3 separate regions of the Mus musculus genome follow, and all the other regions are linked to region 1. Evidence: chromatin loops called from intact Hi-C (ENCODE). Cell type or tissue: left cerebral cortex. All regions are shown on one strand. Links, peaks and the distances in the headings refer to the core of each region. The heading gives the core; the rest is flanking DNA.

What was found. A loop is a pair of places that touch in the nucleus more often than their neighbours do. Peaks named below come from ENCODE experiments on the same cell type or tissue, not always from the same donor. Only the 100,000 strongest peaks of a DNase experiment are listed, where the experiment ranks them.
Region 2: a loop joins it to region 1, with 5 times the contacts of the local background. A loop is called at or near these places in 2 of 42 quality-filtered maps.
Region 3: it touches region 1 in a loop (11-fold over the local background); 3 of 42 quality-filtered maps call a loop at or near these places.

What each region holds. Positions count from the first base shown.
Region 1 is chr7:118,362,337-118,367,042 of GRCm38, reverse strand. It overlaps the pseudogene Gm32766. Among named protein-coding and RNA genes, the nearest start is that of Gm35309, 35 kb to the right of the region's middle. In left cerebral cortex, for the core only: a CTCF peak has its summit at 2,129 (motif pointing right); DNase peaks (open chromatin) are centred at 1,184, 1,559 and 2,232; H3K27ac peaks cover 1,229 bases.
Region 2 is chr7:118,439,263-118,443,968 of GRCm38, reverse strand. It overlaps Syt17 (synaptotagmin XVII), which reads left to right and starts at 409. Exons shown (of 8, transcript NM_138649.2): 1 at 409-623; 2 at 833-850; 3 at 1,473-1,621. The coding sequence starts at 621. In left cerebral cortex, for the core only: no CTCF peak of the experiment used is centred there; DNase peaks (open chromatin) are centred at 1,181, 1,818 and 2,214; H3K4me3 peaks cover 1,100 bases; H3K27ac peaks cover 1,322 bases.
Region 3 is chr7:118,426,704-118,431,409 of GRCm38, reverse strand. The region is part of intron 5 of Syt17 (synaptotagmin XVII); the gene reads left to right. Among named protein-coding and RNA genes, the nearest start is that of Syt17, 15 kb to the left of the region's middle. In left cerebral cortex, for the core only: no CTCF peak of the experiment used is centred there; a DNase peak (open chromatin) is centred at 2,273.

The sequences.
Region 1 (4,706 bases), core at 956-3,455:
TCCTTTGCTCTGAGATTGCCTTTGATCTCATTGCTTTTGTGTATTCTTGCAAGTATGTAGAGCCAGCACCTGGAAGGAATAACAAAGACAATGGCTATTAGGATTCTTCAGCCATGGCTGGTTCCTCCCCCAGCTCCTGAACTCAGAACTCTTCATGTGACATCAGGGCAAACTGATTTGAAACTCTGGCCTCTGCCTTTGCAGGACCTAGGGGTGCAGAGAGAGAGATCAGTCAAGGTATTCAGCACTCCTGACCACCAGCAACATGGCATTGCAGTCTTAGCTGTGGGAAGGTTCTGAGGCCCAGGCTGCTTCTCAGGTGATAACACCTAAAGTCTAAGAGCTGCTCACTCTGCCTAGGCATCTTTCCAGAAAAAAACAAAAAAAGCTCTGTGTGTGTGTGTGTGTGTGTGTGTGTGTGTTGAATGCAGTTGCTCTGTTGTAGAGGCCAGAGGCTAGCATTTGATGTCTTCCTCCGATGCTCTGTGCCTTTATTTTTTGTGGCAGGGTCTCTCACTGATCCAGAGACCCTGAACCAGCTGGGCTGCTTAGCTAAAGCATTTCAGGGACCTACCTCTCTCCAATTCCCCAGCGCTGAGAGTTGTGTTGCTGTGCCTGACTTTTCACATTGGTGCTGGGGAGTCCGATAAAATCAGGTCCTTGTGCTTACAGCTGGCTCCTTACCCACTGAGCCAGCTCCCCACCCAGCTCCACTCATGCCCATTTCAAAAGGGAAACTGAGGCCCAGGGAGCCGAGGTCCCAACCATCTGGTATCAGAGCCAAAGCTTCTAAGCTGGAGCATAGAGGTTCAAGCAACTAGATATCCTGCCTTCTAGAGCAGGCCCAATCCTGGAGCGTGCCTCAGACACTCTGGCCCAGTTTGTTCCCCGCTCTGTAGTCACAGGGCACTCTACACATACTTTGAAGTACTCTTTAGGATAAGATAACTAATACCATATGGGAACAGCATGAGGTCACATGCTTAGGAACATATAGGAACTCAGGAAATGCTGATGTCCTTAATTAAATCATGGTTAAATTTGGTGTTTAATAGACTGTGGTCCCTCAGCCATCTGCAGGAGATTGGTTCCAGCATTCCTGAAGATGCCAAAATTCTCAGATGCCTGGTCCCTGCTGTAGAAGGATGCATCTAACCAAGCTCCATCTCCTGTGTTCTTGAACTCACATAATAATATCACAGCAAAACAAACAGTTGCTGGAGCACATTGTGTAGAGGTGATGACAGGAAACAAAAGCTATCTACCTCCAATTATGTCACTTGGGAATCTTAGAATCTCAAACCCAAGGCCAGCCTGAGCTCCATATGAGACTCTATCTCAAAACACAGAAGTCTGGGGACTGGGTAGAGTGTTTGCCTGGCATATTCAAGTCCCCAGGCGAGATTACCAGGACCCAGGAGTTTACGTTCAGCACAGGAGCGGTGCCCTGCTCCTCAGATGCTTTCTCTCCACTGTGTGTTAAGTTCATGGACCAGAGCCTGTGGGTACAGAGGCCAACTGCATGTACTTTACCAGTGAGAGAACCACAACCACAGAGCCAAGTCTTCCAGCAGCATTGCAGTGCTTGGGAGTTTCAGATTACAAACCTGATTGCCAGGAGTGAGTGGCAGTGACCTCTGATCTTCATCGGCAAAGCAGGTACAGGTCTAGTATCTCTCCCGGGCTGGCCTCCAGGAACCAAGCGCTAAACACCCAGTGAATGCTCCCTGCTTGGATCAATCTAAGCTGTGGTTTGGGGGCTTTTCCTCTGTGCTCTAGTGCCTCCAGAACTGCTCAGAGAGGGGAAGGCAGAGCTCAAGATGGGAAAAGTAAGGCTTGCTTTTAAGGACTGCCGAGCATTGAGACCAGACAGGCAACAGGAGGGTGACCCAGCCCTCCACCACTTTGCTGGAGTCTGGAAGACACTTCTTGTTATCTCCCAGGAGTATCTAGGGCTCACTCTGGGAACAGGGAAGGTGAATGTGGCCTTAGAGTTTCTTCACCTCCTCTCCTTGTCTGGTCTGTTGTGTGTCCATTCTCCCCTGTCCCCTTCTTGTCCCTGGTGCACCCCTACCCCAGCCCGCTGATCCCAGCAGGAGGCGGTGGCCACAATGCTGTGCATCTGCAGGAGGCAGCAGAGAGCAGAGTGTTGCATCTGTGGGCGGCTGGAGCAGGGCCAGGGGAGCTCACAGCCAGATTGAGTGGGAAGGTGACAATTTATTCTTTCAAAGTGGGAGATCTGGATTCCACGGATGTGTTTTCATCCCAGAACAAGCTCAGCTCCTAACGGCTTTGACTCCCCCCACACCCCCAGCTGGGAGACCTTGGCTGCTGCTAATTGAGAAAAAGACCATGCAGTTTGACTTCTTGGTTTCCTGAGCAACAAGCCTCCGCCTCCTGCTCTGGCACCTCCTGTCTGCCTCTCTCCCTGTATCCCCCATACCCTTCTCCAGCCCCACCTTGGATTCCTGCTCCTTCACAGATTCTTGGTCCTGCTGAACCATTCCCCCCACCCCCACCCTACTCCAAACCACTCCACCCTCTGCCTGGGCCATGCCCTCTGCCTGGAACACTTTGATTCATACCATGCTTAGGGTCTCTACTCATTCATTACCTTTTCCAGGAAGCCTCTCGAGTCTTCACATCTGCTTGTGTGCAGTGCTTAGATGCTTCAGGGGTAACCTTGTCATTGCCCATGGGGTTTGGCGGGGGGTCGGGGGGTGGGGGGTGGAGCTTGAAGTGCTCTGTCCTATTTGTGAGGTCCTTGCTGACAGGGACCAGAGAACCATTAATTCTTTCCAGTTGTGCCAGCAAGACTCACATCCACAAGTTAAGTATTAATGACATCATTTCTGTGTGCTCCCCCGCGCTCCCCCCCCCCCGTTGACTCTTGTGTCCCACAAGCTACCTATGAGCAAGTGACCTTTAACAAGGTAGTCAACCTCTCTGTGCTCCAAGTTCCTTTGTAAAGTGCAGTGATTGTGGTGTTTACCTTACCAGGTATGTAAAGATTAAATTAGTATGTGCAAAGCTGCACAGTGCACAGCACACGGCGAGTGAATAGTAAAGGCTGGTTTGGTTGTTTTCTAAAGGTCAACATACAAATTCAAAGGTGTGCCTGTGAAGATATACAGCCTAGCAGAGGCTGGTTGGGTCCAGCTGATGAAACCCTTCTAAGGTCAGCTTCTAAGCTCCCAAAGGCAAGGGGAGAAGGAAAATTCCAGATGGGTAGGAGTTAATTCTTGTGCCTCCCCACCTTCCAATTAAAGGTCTCTGCTGGCCTGCATGGAAAGAGGGCAATGGGGCAGTGACCTGCCACAGCCCATTTTCTGGTTTATTTCAACTCAGGCATGCAGAAATGCCTCTTTCCTGGAGAGGGGGGCCTCAAAGGGACCAGAATTAGGGAGATGCAGGTATTTCTGGAAGTATTTTCTACCTGAGGTTAGAAGACTTCGAAACCAAATGGCATTTTCCTCCTCCTTTTCCCACCCAGCCCCACTTCATTAACTAATTATTAATTCCTCTTTACCAAGTGCTAGCCAAGGTGGGAAGAAAGAGGGAAGGGCAAGAGAAATGAAGGAGAGGAAGGGAGGAAGGGAGGAGGGGAGCAGAAGGGCTGGAAGGAGAAGTGGAGGGAGGAGGAGGAGGGAGGAGGGATGGAAGGAGGAGGGAGGGAGAAAGGAGTGAGAGGGAGGGAGTAATGAAGGAGAGGGGGGAGGGAGGGAAGAAGGGGTGAGAGGGAGGAGGGAGGGAGGAAGAAGGAGGGAGGGAGGTGGGAGGAGGGAGGAGGGAGGAAGAGTGGTTCTTCTACAGGTTTCATCTTTCTACTTACAGATGAGCAGTTCCAAGCTTTCACACATTCGCACTCACCCATGTTTGCTAAGATGTGCTTTCTGCACCCCCAGCCTTGGGTGTTGCCAGTGAGAGTCCAGGCCATACCATGTTGCTCATCAATCACATGATAGTGTAGAACAGTCTGGAAAACTCAGATCTGGCAACTTCAGCAAACCTTCAGTGCTGTTTGAATACATCCCTACATGGCTGTATTTCATTCAAAACCTGGACTACAGAGATGGCTCAGGGTTAAGCTTAGAGTGTTTTAGAGGAGCCAAGTTCAGTTCCCACTTCAGCAATACATCAGGTGGTTCACAACTGCCTAAGACTCCAGCTCCCGAGGATCCAGTGCCTGGTTCTGTTCTCTGCACTCAAATGCATGTAAACCACTCCCCATCATTAAAATAAAAGTGCAAGACCCAAGTCCCATAGACCCTCTGTGTGCTAAGGAGAAGAGGAGTGATCACAGGAGCTATGAAGAACTACCCTGAACAAGAATCCTGGGTGCAATGAAGTCAGGGTGCATAAGCACTTACCAGAGATGCCCATCTGATGCACCTAAAGCCACCTTGCAGTTGAGACTAGAGAAGTAGGAATTGGCCTGAGTCAAGGCAAGGGACAAGCCCACAGAGGTCTGATTAGGTGTCTGAGAATGGCAAGAGATGAAGCCAGATGGATTAAAGCTAACTGGGGGCCTGCCATGAGCCCTCCTCAAGCGTGCTGGTCTCCCACCAGGAAGCAGCATGTGATACTACAAAGGAATTCTTTGTGGTCAGGAGGTCTCTACCACCTTCTCGCAGGCTGACCTTTACAGTAATAAGATGAAATCATCGTACAGGAATGGAGCCAGTCATGTCTGCTCTAAATCCAGC
Region 2 (4,706 bases), core at 1,031-3,530, 77 kb before region 1:
TCCTCTGACCTCCACATGGTGTCGTGGATGTGTGTGAATGCACACACACACACACACCCACACACACACACACACACACACAGAGAGAGACACACAGAAGAAATGTTATAATTTTTCAAAAGAAAATAAATCCTGGGTCCATAGAGGAGTCCTTCTTGGAAGAAGAGGAGGGGGCTTAGAGCTCAGGAACCTATGGGGAGAAGATGGGGTAAGGGGTGGAACCACACCAGGGAGGGAGGATCAGCTCCTGGCTCCCTCCCAGCCCCTCCCCCATTTGTGGGTGGTCGAAGGATGCTCTCTACCAGCAGGATTGGAGCAGGATTGGAAGGTAGGGCCCTGGCAGGGGCGGGGGAGTCAGCCTGTCAGTTTAGCTAATCAGGCCCTCTTGGGTTGGCTTCTGGCTATTTCAGTCTGAGAAGGTTTTCGAGTCCCCCAAAGTGTGGCTGTGTGCTGAGTAGCATGACGAGCTATCTACCCGCTCTGATTCATAACAGCACACGGTGCACATCAAATGGAAACGCTCACAGTTCCCGTTTATTCGCTGTTAGTTAACCAAGAGGCTCCCAGCAGCCCTGCAAACATAGCCATACCTTGGTAGTAAAGTCAGCTCCCTCCCCAAAATGGTGAGTGCGAAGGAAGACGCGGGCTGCTTTCTGTTGTTTTTGTCTTGCTGTTCTTTGAGTTGCTGGAATATTGCTAAACTGGTCTCTCTCTCTCTCTCTCTCTCTCTCTCTCTCTCTCTCTCTCTCTCTCTCTCTCTCTCTCCCTCTCTCTCTCTCTCTCTCTCCCACCCGCCCAACCCTGGCTTCACCGTGGCTCTCTAAAAGGGCAGTTGGAACCACTGAACGAGGTGGGTTAATTCAATCATCTGTTTGGTCTGGATTCTAATCAAATGCTTGCCTTTCCGTTTGGAGTCTGGTGTGGGGCTGGGGCATGATTGAGTACTGAGTCACAGGGTATTAAGAAGGGTACAGTTTCTATTCCCTTCTACCAAAAGGGAGACCCTGACAAAAGGGGCATTGCTGGACAGACAGCGTGTGTGTCCCAACTCAACCGGTCTCCCCCAGTTTAGTTGCATGTCCCTGGGGCTATTTTTCCTGAAGTATCTTTTTCTCTTTTGCCAGGAGAGAACCCTATGCATTGTGTGTTTGAGAACATATTGTCTGGCCCTCTCTATGTTGTGATAACCACCCACCTGTCAAGAAAGGCACACACATACACTACCAAGGCAAACACCTGCAAGCGCTCGGCTTGCTCCAAGTATCTGCAGCCACTTCTGTTTGCTGTCCCGTATGCCACAGTGCATAAATAAGAGAGAAAAAAAATTTTTTTTTCTTCTACCAGCAATTCTGCTCTGGGAATTTTCATTTATCTGGGAATTTATTTATCATGGGTGGGGCAATCCCAGATGGGCTGTTTATAATTTGGGGTGTTCTCTCTCTCTCTCTGCCCCCCCCCCGCAATGGCCCCAGGGCTTGCTTTCTAGAATCTCTGACGTGCTGCTGTGCGGCTGGACTTGCCAACACTGCTGTCAGAGGTGCTATGAGTCCAGCTGCTGCCAGTCCAGTGAAGATGAAGTGGAGATCTTGGGGCCTTTCCCTGCCCAGACTCCTCCATGGCTGTGAGTACCCCGCTTGGGAGTTTACCTCCCAGCAGCCTCTCCCCTGGAGGGTGGGCAGGGTGGGGGATACACTGAGTTTCCATGGACATAACCAAGAAGGGCCTCTTTATGCCCCCTCATTTGTGGGCAAGCTGGTGCGACCAGCTGGTGGTGAGGCTCCTGCTCACACCAAGCTTCTGAGATGCTAGCCGGGTGATGCTAATCTTGGGGACACTTTAAGTAGTCTAAGTATCCAAGCAGAAAAGGATCTGTGTTCTGTTTTGAAGAACTTTGAGAAGGTAGCAGTGTCTAAGTGCCTCCTTCCCAGGCAGCATGGCAGACTGACATAAGGCCCAGCCCCAGGCCTGCACCAAGTATGTGCTTGGTGAATCTGAGCTGCTAGCACCTTTCTGATGCTGCTTTTGGCTGGCCTGAACAAGGCCTTATAACCCCAGGAAAGGATGCCCAAGCCCATGCATACTGCATCTGGTGCTGGCGGTGTTCACCCCAGCTCCTTTCATTTTATTTCTAATCTACTCCCCTCCTGCACCCGAATACAACATCTCCATCTGCTAGTCTCTCAGATATTTTGGGAATGCAGTTTTGAAGCGCAGCCACATGTCTGATCCACCTCTCTGTGGCAGGGAGAGGGATGTGGTCAGAGACTGAGGAGGAGCCAGGAGACCAGGGTTGGGAAAGACCTAGCAATCAACAACAGCTGCTGGGAACTCTGGGAGGGAGGCCCAGCGAGGAGATGGCGCTGGGTATGACGGAATCCAGGGGTAGCACTTGAATCTGGGGCTGAAATCCCAGAAGTCCCTGGAGCCCCAGTTTTCCTCTGGGTTGGGGATCATGGCCTGTGTGCTCTTTTTAGAAGCAAGTTTCAGATGTTGCCAGAACAAATTGGCTTCAAGTCAGTGCGAGTTCCATCAAGTTCAGTTTCTACGACAGCTTTCTAGCTCTGAGAAAGTTGCTTGACTTTTCTGAGTCTTGGTTTTCCATCTGTAAAATGGGACAATAAAAAAATTAGTATTTACCACATGTGTTTGATGAATTTGTATTTAGAAAAGTTCGTAACAGTGCTTGAGACTTTGTTGATGATCAAAATGAATGGAACATCCATTATTTGTTTATTTGTTTGTTTATTATTGAGACAGGGTTTCACTGTGTAGCCTTGATTTATCTGGAACTTTCTTTATAGACCAAGCTAACCTTGAACTCACAAAGATCTGCCTGCCTCTGCCTCTCGGGTACTGGGATTAAAGGCATGGTGGCCTTGCTTATTTTTATTTTTTTTTTTTAAGACAGAGTCTCAGGTAGCCCAGGCTGACCTTGAATATGTAGCCAAAGATGACCTTGAACTTCGACTCTTCCTGCATCTACCTCCTAAGTGCTGGAATTACAGGCATGTGCCACCACACAGGGCTAAGAATGTTAGGTGAGCATTCTACCAACTGAGCTCTGCCCCCGGCCTTATGATTTTATAAATCCTGGTTTGTCTTTGATTATATCAACTAGAGAATGAGAATAATAAAATAATTTGCTTTACAGGCTGTAATTAAGAGTAAACGAAGAAAGCTAGCCATAGTAATGCATATCTTTAAGCCCAGGTCTGGAGAGGCAGAAGCAAGAGGACTGTGAGTTCAAGACCAGCCTGAGCTACATAGTGAGGCACTGTCTCAAAAACAAATGTGAACGAGCTATCTTCAGAATGCATTTAGCCCAGGAGCAGAAAGCATCCTTTTGGTCTTGTGAGGACACAATTTATCTCTAAGTTGTGGCCTGACTCCAGTAGGTGGCACAGAACTGAGATGTGACAGACAATCCCATTTCATAGAGTCCTTAGATCAGAGTAGTTCAGACCATTTGGAGCCTAAAAAACCACATATCTTAGTCACTCAATAGAATAGCTGATGGCCAGGTACAGTGTCTCGTCTGTATTCCCAGTCCTAAAAACAGAGGTGGGAGGATCGTGCATCCCAGGCCTGGGACGCACAGCAACGCTCTGTCTCAGAAACTCAAGGGATGGGGATGGAGTTCAGTGCTTGCAGTGGGACTCAAGGTTTGATTCTCAAATGGGAGACAAAACGGAAGGAAAAAAGACATCCAAATGCATACATGCATGTGCACAAATGTGTGCGTGATTCCGTGTGTAAAGTTGAAAGGCCTGTTGACCATCTGACAAACCTTAGGAGGAGACTGAGAAAGCGTCTTAAGTCACCAGCACAGAGAAGTGAGGCTCAGTTCCCTTGGCAGTTGCTCACCTCGTCTTCCCTGATCTTTGGTGTATGGTGTGTGTGCACATGTGTACATTTTGTGAGTACCCATGGAAGTCATGGGACAAGCCTTCACCTTCTACCTCAAGACAAGGTGTCTTGCTGTTCTCCACTACATACACCAAGTCCCTATTTCTGCCTCTTATCTTACAGTAAAAATGCTGGCCTTCATTAGAATCTGAACTCAGATCCTTAGCGTTATGTGACAAATGCTACGCACTGAACCATCTTCCAGCCCTGTAGTTTGTTTGTTTGTTTGTTTGAGTGCATATAGTGTGTGAGTCACTGACATCGTCATGGGGTTAGATGGGCTTTTGTCAACAGGCTCAGGGACTTTTCAGTGTTGTCTAGGACATAGAGCAAGCATGGGAGTCAGGTTACCTACCAATGCTATGTCAGTTTGCACTGCACTATTTGGAGCTGGACAGTCTGCAATGTGAACCAGGCTCCCTGAGACCCTAAACAGCTCTTCAATCATTTTGGCATCTAACACAATGTAAAGAAGGGCAGGGATGTGTATGGGGTGGAGGCAGGTTCAACCGTTCAAACGGCAGATCTGCAGCTTTCGTCCTCTCCAGATCTGTTTACCAAGTGAGCAGTTACATGTTACCAAACAGACAGGAAGTAGAAATGTCAAGTGCTTGGGCTGAGAGAGGCTGTTCCTGTCATGACATCTGGGGCTCATCTCCGTGCTGTGCCACGTGGTGGATGAACCGGCCTCTGTGTGTTCTGGGTGAGATCTCTGGTTACGCTGTACTCATTATCACTTGTATTAATGTCATACGGATAGGTGAAGATTTTGGTGGCTTCACTGTCTACCTGGCTCTGTT
Region 3 (4,706 bases), core at 1,031-3,530, 64 kb before region 1:
CCCTCTATGGGCAGAGGGAGCTGAATGGTCCAGAGAAGGAGAAGGTGCAACTAGGAAGAGACATACTGTGTACACTGCACTGTTGAGGGTGGCCCAGCCCACTGGGTTACAAACAAGGTATTTGTACAAGAACATGCCGGGGGCATCTCAAAGCTATTCAGTCTTGGTCAAGAATTCAGTGACCTGGGGCTGCCTCACAGAGGCACGTTGCTTGGTTTGTGGAGAGAGTTATGTGCTTAAGGATCAAACGCAGAGCATTGTGCTTGCTAAGTGTGTACCCTTTCCCGTGAGCCATGTCACATCCCAATGGCACACAGGTTCACCAGCGTGGGGACAAGAGGACTGTCCTGTTAGCTGTGTGTGTATGTGTTTGTCTTTCAAGATGGATATCTGCCCCTTTCTTCATATGGATTCCCCAAGAAGAAGGCCCCAAGGGAAGGCACATCATTTATCAGGGAGATGCCACCAATTGGAAACACCAGGAGGGATTTGGAACGTCAGAAAGAGTGTGTGATGTGCATATCAACACAATGGGCCATTGTCTGGTACTTAAACTTGCCAGGGACATAGGATTTTGTGCAAGGCACACATAGGAGCCCAGTGTTGTTCATCCACAGAACTGTTAAGTGAAGGCTATTGAGAACTGGGAGCTTAACTCCCTGGCAGTTTTGGTCTGTGGTCCTAGTAGGTAAGAGACCTCTGATGCCCATCGTGGGAGGTGGCATCCAGACTCAGGTCTTTGAAGCAGGGAGGACAAGGAGAGGGCAGGCAGGGTACAGGGACTGTCGTGAGTCTGGCTTCAGACCATAGATACTTTCTCTGGGTGAGTCTTCCCTCTTGCATTGCCATCAGGACCTGCTGGGTACTTCCTGCATCTAAGGCGATAGCAGGACCATTGATGTCCAAAGCATTACCCCATTTCAGCCACTCAGAAGTTTACAATTGGGGCATGGGGGAGAGTTCCGTCTTACCAAACTCAAACAGCATCCTTCATCGAAAACCCTGGAGAAGCAGAGAAATTGTTTGACACCCACATACCCCAACCCGGAGGTCTTGCTCTGTGTTCATTTCCCTTCCAGCATGGTCCTCCAGGAGTCATGCTGTGGCCTGCTCCCCACCCCTCCCTCTCTTCCTCCCTCACCTCCCTCTCTCCATTCTCTCTTTCCCAATCCCTTTCTCTTCCTTCCCTCCCCATCCTTTCCTCCTCCGTCCTATGAAGCTGGTAGCCAAGGCTTCCCTGCTGGCATTTGAACCCAGATACAGAGGGCTTTGCTCTTAGCAAAGAGCAAACCTACCAGCAACTTAGACTAGCCTTGAACTCACAATCCTCCTGCTTTAGACTCCCGAGCGCTAGGATCACAGGCATGCACCATCATGCCTGGCTAGGATGATTTTCATGTATTGGCTTGGCAGGAGGCTCAGCTAGTTATGTGATGCCGTGCAAGCATTAGGACCTAAATTTAGTACCCACTTAAAGACCTAAGTTCCAGGCGTGCGTCTGTAATCCCAGTGCTTGTGGGGCTGGGGCAGAAGGACGTTTGGGTTCAGTGTGAGACCTCGCCTCAAAACATAAGGTGGAAGGGGACTGGAGAGATGGCTCAGTGGTTAGGAACACTGGACGCTCCCCTAGAGGACTGGGGTTCAATTTTCAGTTCCCACCCAACAGCTCACAACTGTCTGTAACTCTAGTTCCAGGGGATCCACCATACCAGCCATGCATGTAATGTATGTTTATGTGCATGTAGGCAAAACACCCATGCATATAACATAAAATAAATATTTACATAAAAATAAGGTGAAGAGCCACTGAGAAAGATACTGGATATTGACCTTTAAGCCCCCCACATGCACATATACACATAATGCATGAACGCACACACACAAGACCACATACATATATGCCACACCACACACACACACACGCACGCACGCACGCGCAGCTGTTTGGGACTCAAAGGAGAATCAAGAGGGAGATGTATAGGTTTCCCATCACTCCCCTCCACACCCCCCTCCACTCAGTCCTCCCTTTTCCACCTCACTCACCACAGCAGTCTGTATGGTACCAGAGACAAGCCCACGTTAACACATCACTATTGCAGTTTGGGGTACACTGTTAATGTGTACATCCCATGGATCTGGGTAAATGTCTAGTGACATATGTGCACTGTGATAGCAGCAGATAGAGTGGTGTCACCAGGGCTTGTGAGATACTCAGAGTTCTGTGCTGATTGGGCTCAGTACCTGGAAACTGCCTGGAGTTACAGACGCCCCCAGCCTGCCTTCTGGACTGCTAAAAACAGCCTGGTAAACAGAGGCTCCTAACTGCCTTCTGTATTTTGAGATTCCTCACCAACTGCTACTGTCACCATTCAGCCCTTAGCCAGGCAAATGGCAACATTTTAAACTTGTTCAGAGATGCTGTCAGCCCTGACCTTTTAGAACCCTGGTGTGTGTGTGTGTGTGTGTGTGTGTGTGTGTGTGTGTGTGTGTGTGTTAAAGCTCTTTCTGACTCAGCTTCTGATAGACAGCCCCATAGTGCTTCTGGGGAATAGACCAGAGCCTTATAGGGCAGCAGAAACTACAAGTTTCCCTGTGTGGTGGCCTCTTGTGCCCCTCCTCCCTCAGTAGAAATCAATTTCACACTTGAGAGCTTATTAAAATTTTAATTACATTCTTAAATTTACTTAGTGTACATATACTGTGGAGTGCTTGAGGAGGTCAGAGGACAACTTGTGGGGACTGTGTAGGATCCAGGATCAAACTCAGGTCATCAGGCACGCAGCAAGCACCCTCACCTGCTCTGCTGTTCTAACTTGCTTTCTATTGCGGTGACAAACATTATGACCAGAACCTGCTTGGACAGGAGAGGGTTTAATTTGGCTTATATATGGGTCACAGTCCATTGAGAGAGGCCAAGGCAGGAACCTGGAGCAGGAACTGAAGCAGAAGGCAGTAAAGAGTGCTGCTTACTGGCTTGCTCCCTATGGGTTCGCTCAGCATCTCTCTCTCTCTTTCTCTCTCTCTCTCTCTCTCTCTCTCTCTCTCTCTCTCTCTCTCTCTCTCTCCTTCCCTCCCTCCCTCCCTTCCTTTTTTTATTTATTCACTTTACATTCCACTCACTGACCCCCCCCCATTGCCCCTCCCACAATCCTCCCCTCATCCCCTCTCACCTCTGAAAGAGTGCCCCCTCCCTGGGTACTCCCCGACCCTGGCACATCAAGTCTCTGTGAGGCTAGGCACACTGAGACCAGACAAGGCAGCCCAGCTAGAACATACCCCATGAACAGGCAACAGCTTTTGGGACAGCCCCCACTTCAGTTGTTTTGGGACCCACATGAAGACCAAGCTACATATCTGCTACATATGTGTGGGGAGGCCTAGGTCCAGCCCATGTTTGCTCCTTGGTTGGTGGTTTGGTCTCTGAGAGCGCCTAAGGGTCCAGGTTGGTTGACTTTGTTGAACTTCCTGTGGAGTTCCTACCCCCTTCAAGGCTGCAGTCCTCCCCACAACTCTTCCATAAGAGTCCCCAAGCTCTAACCATTGTTTGTTAGCCTACTTCCTTATACAACACAGGACATGCCCAGGAGTGGCACTGCCCACAGTAGGCTGGACTCTTCTCTATCATTTAGCAATCAAGAAAATGTCCCACAGACCTGCCTTCAGGCAATCTGATAGAGATATTTTCTCAATAGAGGTGCCTCTCCTAGCCTGTGTCAAGATGGAAAAAAAAAAAACCAACAAAAAACAATCAACCAGGACACCTGCTGTGCCATCTCACTGGCTCCACATGAGCATTTGATCCCTAGTTACGAGAACTAAAGGAGGAAGCAGAAGCAATGTGGGTGAACATCCCTACTTCTTAAGTAAGGAGGCTGCATCACAGAAAGATTGACTAGTCCAAGGTCACACAGATTTTCATGGTAGAATCAGGATTAGTTGGGTAGCCTGACTTCAAGACAGGTCTCGCTACTGTCCTAACCATCTCTACCGCCCGCCTTCCTCAGATAACATGGTTCAGTGTCAGATAAAAGCATGGGCCTTGCAGTCACACAGGCCTGGGTTCAAGTCCCGGTTCTCCCACCTACTAGATAGGTATGCTCAGAAAGCTTCCATTTCAGTGCTCAGCCTCAATTTTCTGCCTGTCACGGGAGGCTTGTACGGTGTGAAGATTCAGCCTCTCATGGCCTCTGTGGCAGCCTCCTCGGGAGCATTCACTGTGAACCGCTTGACCTAGAATTCTGATACCAAATGTATGTGTTAGCCTCCACTTCTCTTGAGACCATCTTTGTTTCAATTCAGACTCTTCCCTGCCTAAGTTAGTGCCTGTCACTCATAAGTCTCACTTAACCACTTAGTCTGACTAGACTGTAAATCACCGAGACCAGTGGAGCCCTTTCCTTCTTATGCTAGCTCACATTTTCAGCAGCTTCAGCCCATGGGGCTTTGGCCCCTTGCACTGGGACAGAGCATCAGGGCAGTACCTTATGGAGGATACAATCGAGGAACAGCCAGCAGAAGGGCATGTTAGGAAAGGCACGGGGGAGGCGACCGTGACGTCTCCCTCACCCCTTCAAACCCACCACTCTATTACCACCCTGACAGAATCTCCAGTCTAGACATTTCCCAACCCCTGATGCTTGTGATTTTGGGTGACACTCCATGGTAACAAACATGATGGAGTGAACCATTGTCAACTGGTGGTTGAA